2 separate regions of the Homo sapiens genome follow, and region 2 is linked to region 1. Evidence: read pairs that join two places in POLR2A ChIA-PET (ENCODE). Cell type or tissue: PC-3. All regions are shown on one strand. Links, peaks and the distances in the headings refer to the core of each region. The heading gives the core; the rest is flanking DNA.

Region 1 (2,928 bases), core at 139-2,638:
ATGCTACCAGAATTAGAGGAGATGGAGAAAAGGCTAACGGAATTTTCTTAATTCGAAAAAAAAAAAAAAGGCCAGGCGCGGTGGCTTACGCCTGTAATCCCAGCACTCTGGAAGGCTGAGGCGGGAGGATCACCTGAAGTCAGAAGTTCAAGACCAGCCTGGCCATGGTGAAACCCCGTCTCTACTAAAAATGCATAAAATTAGCCGGGCATGGTGGTGCGCGCCTGTAATCCCAGCTACTGGGGAGGCTGAGGCAGGAGAATCGCTTGAACCTGGGAGGTGGAGGTTGCAGTGAGCCGAGATGGCTCCATTGCACTCCAGCCTCGGCAACAAGAGGGAAACTCCATCTCAAAAAAAACAAAAAACAACAACAATAAAAAACCCAAAGCAAAACAGAAATGAGTTTCTAATTGTATTGCAAATTACTTGCAGGACTGAAAATGATTGAACTGTCACACATTTCTACATTAATAAGCACTATCCAAAAGAATCAGTTACAACAGAGTAATTTACCAAGATTAATCTTTAAAAAGAATCTCATTTTTAAGAGCTCATTTTCAGGGTTGTAGATATATATATATATATATATATATATATATATTTTTTTTTTTTTTTAAACGAGGTTTCGCTCTTGTTGTTCAGGCTGGAGTGCAATGGTGCGAACTCGGCTCACCGCAACCTCTGCTTCCCGGGTTCAAGCGATTATCCTGCCTCAGCCTCCGAAGTAGCTGGGATTACAGGCACACACCACATTGCCCGGCTAATTTTGTATTTTTAGTAGATGGGGTTTCTCCATGTTGGTCAGGCTGGTCTCACACTCCCGACCTCAGGTGATCTGCTCGCCTTGGCCTCCCAAAGTGCCGAGATTACAGGCTTCAGCCACCGGCGCCTGGCTGGTTATAGCTTTTTAAAACAATTTGCTTATTGTTTCTTAGTTTGTAGAAAGTTTCTCTTGGAGATTTGTGAAGGAAATACATGTGATCGCTTTTGTGATGTGTTCAGATGGAAAGAAAATCTAACTTTCATAAGAAAAATTGTATCACACTAGATGCAGGAAAAAAATAGATATTCGAAGAACCACATACCAGATGCAGATGAAATGTAATGTATAAAGACTATTTTTATAATGATTTTTTAAATTTAGATTTTTACAATATGGATTTTAAAATTTTATTTCACTTTTAATTGACTAATTTTATACATTTATAAGGTACAATATGTTGTTTCAATACATGTATACATTGCAAAATGATCAAATCAGGCTAATTAACATATCTATCACCTTACATTCTTATTATTTCTTTGTAGTGAGAATATCTAAAATTGAAATACAGTCCTTTTTATTGTAACTGAGAGAAACAAGAGCAATGTATATGTGGTAGAATTTAAAAGTCATATGTGTATATTTATATATGTACATCTACGTACAATTGCCTGTGTACATATAATTATCTGCTATATATTATGCATATGTAATACATATGCACCTGTGTAAGTTGGAATTCTTATCTATTCTATAGAAAGAAAAGTTCTACATTGAAATATAGCCAACATCCAGTTAACTCTGAAAAAAAATCACATCATTGCTTGGCTTTTTCTGTTGTTACTTCCTGTTGGCCTAGTGGCAATGATTCATTATAATGCAATGTAATTCAATATCACATGGTGAATTTAAATGGCTGTATAGGAAATCTGTAACACTGTTCTTGCTTAAAAATGTAAAACTTCAATAGAAGGCGGTTCATCAGAGAATTTGGTAACACCAAATAGTAAACGCTTTGATTTCAGTAATACTAAGACCCTGATAGAATTAAAATGTGACTGAATTTTACTTCTTAGTAATTATTTTATAGCTAATATGTAAAAAAAAAAAAACCACCCTTTTCATCAGTTCATTGTCTTTCTGAAAGTAGGCTGCTTCCATTATATGTACTGAAATATATTTTCCTAAATGTTAGGCTTATTTGATACAAGCACTCATTTTATTTTATTTATTTATTTATTTATTTATTTATTTGAGACAGAGTTTCGCTCTTGTTGCCCAGGCTGTAGTGCAGTGGAGATCACTGCAACCTCTGCCTCCAGGGTGCAAGTGATTCTCCTGCCTCAGGCTCCCGAGGAGCTGAGATTACAGGCGTCCGCAACCAGGCCCGGCTAATTTTTTGTATTTTTAGTAGAGATGGGGTTTCACCATGTTGGCCAAGCTGGTCTTGAACTCCTGACCTCAGGTGATCCACCCGCCTTGGCCTCCCAAAGTGCTAGGATTACAGGCGGCAGCCACCACACCTGGCCTGCACTCATTTTAAAGTTGGAAAAACAGAGGCCCCAGTGATTAGCTTTAGGACGGAAACCAGTAAATAGAAATAAAAACACACAAAAATATATACATATATATACCTACACACATCTATACCTACAAATGTTTATATATGTATATACACACATATACACACACCTGTATAATATACACATATTATATATATTATTTATTTATTTAAGTTTTTATTCTTTGTTTTTTTGAGACAGAGTCTCACTTTGTTGCCCAGGCTGGAGTGCCATGGCGTGACCATAGCTCAATGCAGCCTCGACCTCCCAAACACAAGCAAACCTGCCTCAGCCTCTCAAGTAGTTGCGACTACAGGCATGCACCACCACACCTGGCTAATTTTTGTTTTATTCTTTGTACACATGGGGATCTTGATATGTTACCTAGGTTGGTCTTGAACTCCTGGCCTCAAGTGACTTTCCCACCTCAGTATCCCAAAGTGCTGAGATTACAGGTGTGAGCCACTGTGCCCAGCCAAAACCAAACATTTTTGAGTTAAAAGCCCCTAATAAGGATGGCAGAATTAGATAAACAAATAGGTTCAATAAAGAAGATCTTGACAAAGTTTTAATCTACTAATTTAACGATAATGGAAATTAGTG
Region 2 (2,928 bases), core at 141-2,640, 150 kb after region 1:
CTCCTCACACCCTTCACCCTCAAGTAGACCCCAGTGTCTGTTTTCCCTTCTTTGTGTTCGTGAGTTCTCATCATTTAGCTCTCATAAAAAAGAACAGGATCGTGTCTTTTGCAGGAACATGGATGAAGTTGGAGTCTATTACCCTTAGCAAACTAGTGCAGAAACAGAAAACCAAGTATCGCATGTTCTCACTTATAAGTATGGTAAATTATTAAAAGCAAAATTGTTAGGTTAAGAAGTATGAACAGTTTTAAGACTTTAGAAATATGTACCCCAATTTTCTTCTGGAAAAACTGCACCCGTTCATATTCCCACGAGCCATGTGGTAAAGTGCCTGCCTTTCCACACCCTCACCAGCACTGGGGATTATTCTCTTATCGTTGCCAGTTTGATAGCCAAAAACTGAGCTCATTTTTCTTTTAATTTGTGTTCTTACTGAGGTGGAACAATTTTTCATATGTGCATTGGCCTTTTGTATTTCTTATTTTGTGACACACTTATTTTTAAAACTCAACTGTACTTTATACAAGGGAAACAAATGATTTCAATAGCTGTGATTAGTTGTCTGCTTGATTCTTGCCCTAACTGCACCTTGTGTCTTCTTTTATTTGATTATCTTCACCTAAAAATAAACCAGCATCACGTTGTTTTCCTTAGGATAACATTACTGACTCACAAGGTAATATGTAAAACTAAGCCTTTAGTTTATTACATGCTATTGTCCTATCAACCCTTTAGGAAATGCTCTGGGAGAGATGAATTGATCTTCCAAGCCACGTGATAAAACGTCTGAGATGGAAATACCCAGGAGGGTTGAAATGGTGGGATTGAGGTGAAGGAAGAATGTGAGAGATACTGAATTCATCTACTTTCAAGGCAGTTGAATCCTGATCTCTAAGGAAGGGGAGAGAAATCTTTATGAAAAGTTGACTTTTTCTTTTTAATCCCTGCTTTACAGCCGATACGTCTCCTACTAAAGTTGATGGATGGGTAATATTGAGTCTCCTCACAATTACTTCCCAAGACCTTGAAATGATTCAGGATAGAAGACTCCTAAGATATCAGGCTGAGGAGAGGAGGCTCATTGAGAATCACAGGCCAAGACATTTTGAGGAATGCAGGATGGAGGGCTTGGCTGCATTAGTCAGAAATGTCCTTATCTGCAGCCGTCAGTGGCCTCTGTGGTTTGATTCAACAGGGTTTCCCAAGCTTCCCTCATCGTAAAAGTTGCCAGATGCACGGACTAAAAGTAGACATTCTCAGGCCCCATCCCACACTCACTGATTCAGACTCTCTAGGCAAGAGTCTGATGAATCTATCATCAGGAAGTGTGGAAAATGCAATTTAGAGTCTGAGGCAAGGCCTCTAGTAAGATATAGCTTTTAGGATGGCTGTTCAGTCTGTGAGAGACCCACCAACCAAACTCTCTCCCCATAGGTAGGGCCTTAACATTCATATTGAATCTATATCATCCCCACATCCCTGGCCTTGAAGGGATTCAGGCTGTATCAGTCAGTTTCTTTCTCTGCAAATTGGAAATGGTATTTAGAGACAGCCAGTCTGTCTCTTAAACTTTGACATGGAATCTCAAAAGTGTGGACACCCTTACTCTGCCATGTAGTTGAAGAAGCAGTCAATGGTGTACAGGGAGAGGAGACAGAAGAATGAAATTCAGATTCCTCTTTTGCTTGAAGTAGCTTGGTATGCTTTTTAACAACTTGAACCCCTAAACCAAGACACTCTAATACTTTCAAAAATCACCTATACATTATGAAAATCTTTAAATTGAAGATCAGTTGAGGTTAACAGGTCTTATATTTTAAAATGCAAATTCTTCTGTAAAGATTAAGGCTGTCAAACATTTATAATGTAGTGTAAACTACATTAACCAAGTTACTGCAAACTGAGGGAATGGAGTGTTTGCTATTTGTAGGGAAAGGGTGGGGAACAGGTAATGAAGATGATTGGAGAGGGGCAGCCTAGGTTAAGAGTCACAGTAGGAGTGTTAGAGACCAACACAGTAGGGCAGCATGAAGGCTGGATGTGGTCATTACACATTTTCTCTTTGTAACAGGAAATGTATAGGCCTTTCCAAGGCAGGCTGGTCTGTCCACCATCTGTGATGTAGCATGGGCATCAGATGATAATTAGGACCTGTCAGATCAAGTTTTTATTGGTATAAACAATACCTGGTTAGGGTTCCTGAATAAAAGCTTGAAAAACATGAATGGGTTATCTGAAGATAACTCAGTGTGCCCAGTAGAGTTGATTCAGTGTTCACTCAACTAGTCAATTCACTGCACAACGAATTGTGTTTAGCCTTTCCTCATTACACAAGGGTGAGACACATTCTTCTGTGGCTGAGAGTTGGCAGTGTTTCCCTAACTCCTAGGGTTGAGTGCGTGTCTACTCTGCGCGTCCTGGTCTATTGTCTCCTTTTGTTCATGTTTCAAGGGCTTGCAGACTCCATTGGAAGTTATCTCAGCACTCCATTTTAATCACAATTTCTAGACTTTCTAACAGAGTTAGTAAGCTTTTAAAAGCTGGTTCCTGAAATTTCTTTGGCTTTCTGAACACTTAGTAAAAAATATCACATTCCAGTCCTTTTTGATTCCACTGCCTCTTGTTTTTCCCACTATTTACCTATTTATTATTTCACATGTAAAGTATATGGGACGGGTGACTATTATCCCCCAGGAAGGCTTGCTGTTGAAGAGGGAAATCCTTGGTCTCTCTAAGATTGTTCATGTTGCAGTTCTTTAAAGGAAGCCCCAACCACTGAGAAGGAGCTGAAGCCACTGCACGTGGAAGATGCTGGCAAACCTTTTAGGATCTGATGCACTCCTACCTTTAACCCTTTATTGCCACACTAATGATTCATTTTGTTGTTTTATGGGATTCCATTGCTTTGCCAGGGAGGTAGCTTCA

Evidence for each region. Peaks named below come from ENCODE experiments on the same cell type or tissue, not always from the same donor. Only the 100,000 strongest peaks of a DNase experiment are listed, where the experiment ranks them.
Region 2: POLR2A ChIA-PET joins it to region 1 with 10 read pairs; 4 of 35 experiments call an interaction of 5 or more read pairs at or near these places.

What each region holds. Positions count from the first base shown.
Region 1 is chr2:39,480,183-39,483,110 of GRCh38, forward strand. All of the region lies in intron 3 of MAP4K3-DT (MAP4K3 divergent transcript), which reads left to right. Among named protein-coding and RNA genes, the nearest start is that of MAP4K3-DT, 44 kb to the left of the region's middle. In PC-3, for the core only: no CTCF peak of the experiment used is centred there; a DNase peak (open chromatin) is centred at 1,639; H3K27ac peaks cover 812 bases.
Region 2 is chr2:39,630,726-39,633,653 of GRCh38, forward strand. No RefSeq gene overlaps it. Among named protein-coding and RNA genes, the nearest start is that of TMEM178A, 34 kb to the right of the region's middle. In PC-3, for the core only: no CTCF peak of the experiment used is centred there; a DNase peak (open chromatin) is centred at 1,186; H3K27ac peaks cover 1,919 bases.